Regions from separate parts of the Mus musculus genome. Here region 2 is linked to region 1. A link is a loop called in an ENCODE intact Hi-C map of the cell type or tissue named here. Cell type or tissue: heart. All regions are shown on one strand. Each heading gives the region's core, and the rest is flanking DNA. Links, peaks and the distances in the headings are about the cores only. Region 1 holds the start of BC055324 (cDNA sequence BC055324). Region 2 holds the start of Blzf1 (basic leucine zipper nuclear factor 1).

Region 1 (5,379 bases), core at 152-5,151:
AAGCCAGTAAGCAGTCCTCCTCCACAGGCCGAGGAGGAAGCCAGTAAGCAGGCCTCCTCCACAGACTGAGGAGCAAGCAGTCCTCCTCCACAGACTGAGGAGTAAGCAGTCCTCCTCCATAGACTGAGGAGAAAGCAGTCCTTCTCCACAGGTCTCTGCTTTGCTTGAGTTCCTGTCCTCACTTCCTTTGATAATGGACTGTGATATGGAACTTCACTCAAGCTGAAATAAAGCTTTTTCTCCCCAAGATGATTTTGATCATAGTGTTTTAACAAAGCAATCAAAACCTTAAAAAAAAAAAAAAAAGTTAAAGGTTTCAAGGACTGCTTAAGATTGAGAAAAAGGAGCCGGGTGTGGTGGCACACGCCTTTAATCCCAGCACTTGGGAGTCAGAGGCAGGCGGATTTCTGAGTTCGAGGGCAGCCTGGTCTACAGAGTGAGTTCCAGGACAGCCAGGGCTACACAGAGAAACCCTGTCTTGAAAAAACAAAACAAACAAACAAACAAAAAAAGATTGATAAAAAGGTTCCTGTAAGAAAGTAACTCTGAGGAAGCCCAGAATGAGATGTTGAAAAGACTGGAGAACAAGCTGGGCTGAGAACAAAGACCCTGAAGTAGGTCAGCCTGATGATTGGTGGACTGAATGTAAGGACATTATGTATGAAGGACAGGCCAGGTTCAAACTATAGGGAACCTTGGAGACAAGTTCAGACTGTGTTTTTAAAATTAAGCCACATATAAAAGAGGGAGGTTTGGAGTTGTTTGTTTGTTTGTTTGCTTGTTTTTACTCTAAACTTTGTTAAGAATGTATTATAGAAGAACTATGTAGAAAATAAAAAAAATATTCCTAGTACAGGTTGTAAAGATTAGAATCACAGTGGGGGACAGGTAGATTCATGGAGTAATTTAGAATCAGAAATCATAATTAGCTGGTTGCAAAAAGAGTGTTCAAGGTTTACTTACAGAAGAAAACCTGGAAATGAGATTTGCGTTTTCAGTAGGTAGCAAGGTAAGGTAGAAATGGTACTCTAAATGTAGTGTGGTACCTGTAATACTGAGGGGAGGGTAAATAACAGATATCTTCATTCCCTCTAAGCCTAGCAGTCTGAGACACACATTACATAAATAAACATCTTTTGAGTAGGAAAACAGTTGTTTCCAGGAGGAAATTCCATAAAAACAACCCTTCTCGTTGACACACAAAAATTCCAGCACTGCAAACTCAGGATTACTGCAAACCCAAGACCAGTCTGTTTTGTATAGCTAGTATCAGGCCAGTCAGGACTACCATCTAAAAAGCAAAATAATTCCATATCCACACACGGAGTACTTTAAAAACGGTCATCAGCACCACGTTGGATTTTGCTAATGTCTAAGGAATGACTTCAGTGTGAGAGAACTTAAGTTATACTATGAAACATCATTCGTGCAAGGTTTGAACTTTCACTAAATGTAATGGTATTTTCAGTTTTTGGAGGGGTGTGTGTGTGTCTGTTTCTGTGTGTGTAATTTTAAATAGAAGGTATGATCAAAATCATAAAATTAAAATCACCTTTTACATGAAGGGAGTCGACTTCCAATTACAAACACAAAAGCATTACATAATTATTCTTTGCACCTAACTCCACACAATTACAACTCGATTAAAGCCAATACCTGAAGCACCGCCTTGTAACTTAAAAGGGAAACGGGTTCGAAAGGGGAAAAGCATTTTTGTTTACAGACCATCCTTTGAAGATGTGGTACCACGGAAGAACTACAACTACATCCTTCAGCTCTCACGCTTCATCCAGATACTGAGCACCAGCGCGGGCATCTCCCACACTTAGGCAAGTGCGACCGACCGGGCAAACTTAGGAACAGAGAACTAAACTTAAGGCATGAGAGCACTCATCATTTTCAAACGCTCCAGTCGCAATCGTCCGACAATGCTAGGCGCGCCTAGCCCCTCAACCCACGGTTGTCCTCGTTCCCTTAACCATCACCTCGCAAAACAAAACAGAGTTCGAATCCCAGGCTGCCCGCGTCAGGGCGGAGCAGGCTCGCGACACACCCCCCGCTCAGCGCCCTCCAAGGATATGAGGAGCCGGGGCAGCACCGAAGGCAGCTCCCGACGGCACATCTCCTCCGACCAGCTGCTGAGTTCCTCCAGCACGACCCCGCTCGCCACCTCCGCATCGTCCTGCGACATTCTTTCGCCACCCCCGAGAGACGAACGAATCCGCACGACTCCCGCCACAGCTTGGAACGCCGTCCCAGCAGGCTTTGAGAGAGCTCCGCCCCCACCAAACCATAGAGAGGAGCACTCTCGCCCCCAAGCGTCGGGGCCCTCTCTAGCTATTGGAGGACTCATCTCGTTGGTGTTCGCCGTAGGCTGAAGGCGAGTTTCTCCGGTAGTTTGTTCGCCCTGGCGTCTGACTTTCCAATGCTGAGACCAGAAGTCCTCAGGTTTGCTATCCTCAGTCCGGGGGGACTTTGAGACGACGCGTAGTTTCAAGGGTGACCTGGGCTGAGGCCAGGAATGACTCTACTCCCCTGTGAGGTGCGTTCGAGAATAGGAATGATTTTACTGGCGTGCGTGCTTCCGTTCCTACGGCTCCTGCCAAGTGAACGGAGATCCCACCGTCCAGAAATGTGCAAATTAAAACGGGTGTTATGGTCTGGCATATTGCCGGAAATGTTTCTATACAATCGATTATACTTTCCACAGTCCTAGTCTTTATTCATCCCTCCAGTCACATAAGGTGTAGAACTACGTACACATAAATGTACCGTTTGGATGAGTTTGCACACACCAGATCACACACACCTGTGTGTGTTTGAAAATGGATACCCTACTTACCCAAATAAAACCTTAAACTGTTTTTGCGAGGCAGAGATGAAGGAACAAACCTGGATGCCACTGTGAACAAAGAGAAAATAATTACTGTAGATGCGTCAGAAATTTAGGAAGATGAAGGTGAAGATGCCTGAGCACAAGGCAACTAAAAGACCAGGCAGGAAGCTGGGCATGGTGGCGCACGCCTTTAATCCCAGCACTCGGGAGACAGAGGCAGGTGGATTTCTGAGTTCGAGGCCAGCCTGGTCTACAAAGTGAGTTCCAGAACAGCCAGGGCTATAGAGAAACCCTGTCTCGAAAAACCAAAAAAAAAAAAAAAAAAAAAAAGACCAGGCAGCAGGTAGCTAGGCTGTCCTGTCTACAAATCTTGGGGTTTATTGTTCTGGTGAAGGTGGTAGCTGCTATAGCTATTCTTTTGTTTGTCTTTATGTTTTATCTTCTACTTTTGAATACTTAAGGCATCTGTGCATTTTGCTAAATCGCATACACACAGCCTTTTTTTGTTTTTGTTTTTAAACATTTTCTTTTCCCCCTTCCCTTTCCAGGGCTGAACTGAAAAAGGATCAAAGGCGTCTAAAACGTCTTTGGAGCCCCCTCTGAATACATCTGATGGTGTATACGCAGCTAACAGACATTGGGCGCAACAGAACTAATCGACTGTGTGATCGGTTATGCCATTAAATTCTTTCTAGAAGCTGAAGCATCATCCTTTGGTAAAAAAACGGTGTGCATAGAAAAAGAGGATGGCCTTTCAATTCAATTTCAGCATAGAAGAAGATCTGGAAAATAAATTAACATCCCTCGATGATGGAACTTGTGTCTTAGAAAGTCAGAAAGGAAAGCAGGACAAAAGGCAATCTACAGAACGTCCGGGCTTGCCTCGGGATCACTCTTGGAAATGCTCCTCACTGGGAAATGCAGCTTCCTCTGAAGACACTGGCAGCCCACCCCCTATTGCTGACAGGTCAGATGACCCAGAAGCTTGTAAACACCAGCCCTCCTGGAAACCTGCTAAAGAACATGTGATGCCTAAAGATGTGAATCACGTCTTAGAAAATACGGTTTTGGAAATGTTGCCAGGTCCCCAGCATGCTAACACAGCAGTAGTGAAAACCGTCTCTTTGAAAGAGAAATTCCCTGGAGAAAACATCGTTTCAAAGAGCTTTTCTTCTCATTCTGATCTGATCCCAGGTGTTTATGAAGGAGGCTTGAAAATCTGGGAATGCACCTTTGACCTCTTGACTTACTTCACAAAAGCCAAAGTGAAATTTGCTGGGCAGAAAGTGTTAGACCTTGGCTGTGGGTCTGGGCTGCTTGGGATAACTGCATCCAAAGGAGGGGCTAGGGAAGTTCATTTTCAAGATTACAACGGTTTGGTGATCGATGAGGTGACCTTACCTAATGTAGTTGCTAATGTCCCTTTGCAAGATGACAGCAATGGCAAAAATGAGCCAGATGGGAAAAGACAAAGGAAGTCAGAAGTAGGCCGAGAAATCTGTAAATGTCGCTTGTTCTCTGGGGAGTGGGCTGAGTTTTGCAAGCTTGTATTACGTGAAAAACTGTTTGTGAAATATGACCTCATTCTCACTTCAGAAACCATTTATAATCCGGATTATTACAGCACTTTGCATGAAACATTCCTCAGGCTATTAAGTAGGAGTGGCCGGGTGCTTCTGGCCAGCAAAGCACATTATTTTGGTGTTGGTGGTGGCGTTCATCTCTTCCAGAAGTTTGTAGAAGAAAAGGGTGTATTTGAGACTCGAACACTTGAAGTAATTGATGAAGGTCTAAAGAGATTTCTAATGGAGATGACTTTTAAGCACCCCAGTTAATATGCACCGAATGGCGTAATGAAATAAAAAGAATACCCCAGAATTTGTGACTGTTCAATTTCTTTTTTATTGTTATTCTGAAATTACGGTTTGGTGTTTTTTTTTTTTAATTTACTTATTGAAATAATAAGCAAAGTATAGAAGTAGTAGCCTCATGTTTTCTATGTAAAACTACAAGTTTCCTTGAGAATTTAATGAGCTCTTGAATCACTTTGTGTAAAAGTTCTTTCTCCATCCTCATTCTATTTGATCTTTCTACAATCTCTAACACTCCATAAACATGTTCCGAGGGAATACTCCCATTTCTTGACAAGTTTATGAATCTCTCTGCAGCCTTTGTTAGTTCCTTGTCTCCCTGAAGTGCCTGGCTAGATCGATACAGACTTTGATACGGACTTGGATCCCTGAATAATACTGACCTCAAGCGTCTGGTCCAAGGCCTGTGTTAACTCAGAAGATGTTTATTGATTTGCGTATGTCAAAGTGTTAGCATACTAGGCAGTTGGATTTGCATTAAGAAAAACAAACATGAATCTGTTACAGAGTGTGAAAGTGGCTGGGGATGCAGCTCTGTGGTAGAGCATTTGCTAGCGTGCAGGAGAACCTAGGTCCCAACCCAAAAGTTCAACAACAACTACAAGTGTATAGGTGGTAATGGGAGGAACAATACTTGAAGTTAATCTCTCACCACTGTAAGCCAAGTATGAG
Region 2 (5,379 bases), core at 1-5,000, 310 kb after region 1:
ATCTGATACGTGGGGGTCATGGCCCACATATTGAGAACCTCTGTTCTCTAGGCTCTGGATAAACAGTTGCTTGATCAAATGCGTGTGCACACTTATGCATGAAGCACAGCTTCTGGTGTTTCACAGTATACACTGGTTTCCTAACAGTGCTAAGAAATGCCTGTATAACCAATCCAACCCAGCATTTCCAAATTCATTTGTTCATAGAATCATTTCCACCTGATCCTTATTATTTAAATGCCCCAGACCTTACTATCTGTTTGCTAAATTAACTGTCATCACTGTATTTTTAATGTACAAGTCTACAATTTTAATATTTAGTTAAATTGTTTATTTTAGGTTTGCGATGAGCCCTATAGGTAATGGTCCACCCCTCCTATGATGGCAGTGCTATTCACATGCTTGAGAGAAAGTTCTGTTGTTATACTGACAATCACATTGCTCTCCCGAGACAGTTAAAGGATGCAGACAAGTGACATCAAATATAGGTATAGTTTTCATTGATCCATGTAGCACAAACATCTGTTTTCACTAACAATAGTTACAGTGTAGTAAAAATAAAACGAACAGTTGTATTACCTGCCTTACTAGATAATCAAGGGGGAGCTCTCTGAGTTCAAGGCCAATGAGTTCTAGGGCAGCCAAGGCAACCCAGAGAAACCCTGTCTCAAATAACGCCCTCCTACTCCAAAATAAACCCAAAACACAACCCTCCCCCCCAAACCAAAAAAGCAACCAATCAAACAAAAAACCAAATCAATTATTATCAAAACAAAAACACTTACCTTTGTTTTCCGAACTTTTAAGGGTAGTCATTTTTTCCATAACTAATGAGAATACAATCCAAGACTTTCACCGAAGACCTAGAGATGTATACATACGAAAGAATTAAAGCAATAACAATATATTCAGAGAATGCATCTACTTTAAAAGTTATTTTTTAATTGTTTCTGTCTTTAGTACCCACGTTCTTCATTATTTCCTTTTGACGGGCTGTAATGTATACCTGTTAAATAATGAAAACCCAGGCATAGGTTTAAGTGGTCTCTGGAGTCTAGACTGTAGAATAGGTGACCACACGTCCTAAAAGCTGACTGTTCCTAGATGTATACGATTCAGTACCCGGTCTAACTTCCTGAACATCACAAATCCTTGCCCTGGGAATGCATCCTGAAACTCTATCCAATGGCAAACAGAGACTTTAAAGTCAGAAACTTCGCTGGGACCATGCGATGCCGATGAGCAAGTGTCCTTGTCTAAGAAACACCGGGTGAAGGTGTGGGGAGGCATGGGTGCCGAGTTTAAAAGGAGAGGAGGTGGAAAAATTAAGCCTGTCAGCCTCATTCCCCAGGAGTATGAGCCCAAGTTTGTCCCTGTCAGGAGGAGCCTCTTCCCAGAACAACCTTTAAATCCCAAACCAATGGCTGCCGAACTCCAGCCCAGACCATCCTCTTCCCACCGCGTCCGGCACACGGGCCGGCTCCAGGACTTACCTGTGATATCCTTACTTCAATGTCCACCGCTCAGGCTCTTCACTCGCTCAGCAGCCGGCTGACTTGTAAACTCCCCTGGCACTCGGAAGCCAACCCGCCCAAGCCTCCCTGACACGCAGCGCCTCGCTCACTCTAATCACTTCCTATTACACAGGGTTTCATTTCCGGAATGCTCTTCTGAAGGACAAGGACCAACTGACACTTCGTGCTGTGTGTAAAATGAAGAGAGACAGGGTCTACTATGTATCGGCTCGGAAAGCGAAAACTGGAAGATATCTACTTAAAAAAAAAGTACCAATAGATAATGCAAGCGGTATGGACGCTTAAACTTCCGGGTCACTACCAGCCAGACGGAAGTGAACGCGTTGGAACGGAGAAGGTGGCGTCGCGTTGCCCCAGGCGATGAGGCAAAGGGTGGATCTTTGAGTGAATGGGCGGGGCCTAATTACTCCCAGCCAATGGAGACGAAGCAGCTTCGAGGCGGCGTCTTCGAAGCAGTGGCTGGAGGAAGGCGGGGCTTGCGTTGCCAGAGTAACCGGATCATTGGTGGTGGTGTAGTCTTCCTGTGTACAGGAATCTATTTCCTGTGCTGAGATCTACAAACTATGGTAAGTGTTATAGGGAGGCCCTATGAAAGGCTCCGAGACCCTGGTTACGGAACATCCAAGTCTTTGGGCGATTGGGCACCCCGCCTTTCATCACCTCTTACCTCGCTAGGAGCAGTTCCTTCTGCCTCTGCGCACCCCTTTTCTTGCAGCACCCTAATTTCCATTTTAGCGCCACTAAGACCTCAAGCTAGAGCAATGTAACAGAAAGTAAATGGGGGTGATATGGAATCTAAGAAAACCCGATGAGAATTATTTCGAATAAACCGTTTATAAGCTTGCATTGTTTATCTTTTTCGTTTTTCAAGCTTGCAGACCCTTATCGACGTGGTGCTGTCTCAACACTAACTTGGATCTGAATCTCCCTGAGTGCTGGAGTCAGTTCTCCCAAGCGGTGGAGTTCTACCTTGCATCTCCTACCAGGACCGCTTAGTAATAGCTGTCTGCTGGCTCAGCGTCTAGTTCATTTCATACTTTCCAGATCACTGTGTTTTAGCAGGTATGTTTTTCAGGATTACTTGGAGAGTTCTAGCATTCACCAACACCACCATAAATTATGACTGAATAGGAATGGGGCTTGATACTTTGCGTTTTAATAAGCCTTTAGATGGTTTTAATGTACCCATTGCTCTAGTGCACAGAGTTCTAGTTAACTCATCTTTAGTCATCTCTGCACTTGTGCGTGGTGGACGGGACAGAGCAAAATGTTGCCTTCAGGTGGGTGTAGCTGTGACTTAGCAAGAGGCATCTGCACAATGAGGCTTTCTCATTGACTGACGTTCAGCAGTCCTTTTTGTTAACCAATCTGGTCCTTTGGTACCAAAGAGACCTTTTCAAACCTTTACTTCACAGACCCAATCTCTTTCCTCCCTCTTTTCTCCTTTCTAGGCACTTGACAGAATCTAAGAGGCAATGTATTCAGTATTGGATTCCAAATAATCAATGATTTTACCTATTCTGTAGCCTCGTATTTCTACTTTAACGAAGGAAGTGTGGAAGTGACCGTTCATCTGTTTTGCTCTTGATTTCTCTTGCTCCCATCTATTGTAACCATTTGTGGCATGAAGTTAGTTAGCATTTGATCTGGTGTGTGTGTGTGTGTGTGTGTGTGGTGTATGCTGATTTTGTTTTGTTTTGTTTTGTTTTTCGAGACAGGATTTCTCTGTATAGCCCTGGCTGTCCTGGAACTCACTTTGTAGACCAGGCTGGCCTCGAACTCAGAAATCCGCCTGCCTCTGCCTCCCAAGTGCTGGGATCAAAGGCGTGCGCCACCTCGCCCAGCTAAGCTGATTATTATATAAGTACTTTTCTTACTGTGACTCATGATTCATCAAAATCAAAACTTGGTCCTTGAGCATGAAGAGTGGAATTCTCCGGGCATGCAGGCTTACCTTAGAGACAGTCCTCTTACTGTTTGGTAGAAAAACTGGGGCTGGGGGTGGGGTGGGGTGGGGTGGGGGAGGCCTAAAAACAGTTAATTAAAAATCTCAGGGTTCCCCCTCCCCTCCATTTGCTGTCAGTCCTTTCTGAGAAGCAGCAAAATGTTTTGAAAGGAGGGGAAGCTAGATGTCCTTCCCTCCGTGTGCAGTCTGGGCACAGGCAGACAGATGTATGTGGCAAAGGCCGATAGGGTGATAGTGTCTGTGGAGGATGGAGGTTGTTCACTGACATAAGTATATAACCAGCATTGGGGGTGGCTCCGTTGGTGAAGCACTTGTCTTGCAAGCGTGAGGACCTATATTCAGTCCCCCAAATGCACTCAAAACAAAAGCTAGACATGGTGGCATGTGCCTGTAATCCCAGCACTGGAGAGATGGAGACAGGTGGATCACTGGTTGGCCAGCCTATCCTATTTAGTACATTCCAGGCCTGTCTCAAAAACCAAACAAGTAGTAACAAAGGGACCCGTATCATACAAGGAGAGAACTAACTCCCCTAAGTTGTCCTATGACTTCTATATATGTACTCTGATACACGCATTCATGATACATAAATGTAAAATTAATGAGGAATGACACCCAAGGATATCCTCTATCTTCTACATGCATATGCATACACGTTTTTGTGTGCCCCAACACACGTGTATATACACACAATGAGTTCCAGGCAAGCCAGAGTTGTGTAGTGAGACCCTGTCTACACACCTACACACACACACACACACACACACACACACACACACACACATGGGAGAGAGAGAGAGAGAGAGAGAGAGAGAGAGGGGGGGGGGGGAGAGAGAGAGAGAGAGAGAGAGAGAGAGAGAGAGAGAGAGAGAGAGAATAAATAGTTTGACATGCAGTCAAGGTCATCACAAGATGTGGTTTTCAAACTGAGATTTTAGTAATAGAAAAGATCTCAGGTGGCTCTGGATTCCTCGAGGCAAGGTGAGTGCAGAGGTGTATTAGAGGCTCTGGAGGAACAGAGGACTGGAGAAGGTGGGCACAGACCCAAGATACTGGAGTATATGGCGCTTGGCAAGAATTTTAGATTTTATTTTTTGATGTATTAGCATATGTGTATGTGTGTCTCATATGTTTTATCTATTTCATCATTTAAATTGTTTCCTCTTGATTCTACCTTGAAACTTCAGCCATATTAATTTGATCTAGCAGTACCAATTTTTTTCTTCTGATCTGTAACCCTTACTATTGAAATTTCTTAGAAAATATTCTCTCTCTTTGGAGACCAGAGATTCCTAATTTCTCTCTTCATAATTGCTGTTTTGTAATTTGGTTGTTCTTTATATACACACACATACACAAATATATGTAGATATCATGTAAATGTAATTGTACTCTGAATATATCGTTTTAGAATTTATGTCTTGGGGTGGGGGCTGGTGAGATGGCCCAGAGGTTAAGAGCACTGACTGCTCTTCTGAAGGTCCTGAGTTCAATTCCCAGCAACTACATGGTGGCTCACAACCATGTGTAATGGGATCTGATGCCTTCTGCTGTGTCTGAAGACAGCGATACCAGTGTACTCAAATACATAAAATAAATAAATAATTCTTTAGAAAAATTTATGTTTTCCCTCACTTAGCAGGAACCTTGTATTTTTTTTTCCTGGCTGAGTTTTAAGAATTACAGTTTACCTTTTCATTTTCTCTGGTGGAGTCAATCCGTGTTTTAATCTGTTCCATTATCGCTCTATATAATAAGTACATCTCATACACATCCATTGTTTCTTTAGAATAAATTAGAAAGGTGATAACTAAGTGTAGGGTCACGTGCATTTTTAAGATTTTCATCTGCTGCCAAGTTAACCCCAGAAAAGTTTTA

The links. A loop is a pair of places that touch in the nucleus more often than their neighbours do. Peaks named below come from ENCODE experiments on the same cell type or tissue, not always from the same donor. Only the 100,000 strongest peaks of a DNase experiment are listed, where the experiment ranks them.
Region 2: it touches region 1 in a loop (6-fold over the local background); 1 of 42 quality-filtered maps calls a loop at or near these places.

What each region holds. Positions count from the first base shown.
Region 1 is chr1:163,992,530-163,997,908 of GRCm38, forward strand. BC055324 (cDNA sequence BC055324) reads right to left here and starts at 2,267. Exons shown (of 24, transcript NM_201364.2): 1 at 2,081-2,267. The coding sequence starts at 2,191. Mettl18 (methyltransferase like 18) reads left to right here and starts at 2,360. Exons shown (of 2, transcript NM_027279.3): 1 at 2,360-2,542; 2 at 3,385-4,714. The coding sequence starts at 3,583. The coding sequence ends at 4,671. In heart, for the core only: a CTCF peak has its summit at 2,327; a DNase peak (open chromatin) is centred at 2,312; H3K4me3 peaks cover 2,399 bases; H3K27ac peaks cover 1,379 bases.
Region 2 is chr1:164,305,654-164,311,032 of GRCm38, forward strand. It overlaps Blzf1 (basic leucine zipper nuclear factor 1), which reads right to left and starts at 1,831. Exons shown (of 7, transcript NM_001160209.1): 1 at 1,494-1,831; 2 at 786-863. The coding sequence starts at 825. It overlaps Nme7 (NME/NM23 family member 7), which reads left to right and starts at 2,019. Exons shown (of 14, transcript NM_138314.4): 1 at 2,019-2,101; 2 at 2,407-2,597. In heart, for the core only: no CTCF peak of the experiment used is centred there; DNase peaks (open chromatin) are centred at 1,588 and 1,898; H3K4me3 peaks cover 2,410 bases; H3K27ac peaks cover 1,273 bases.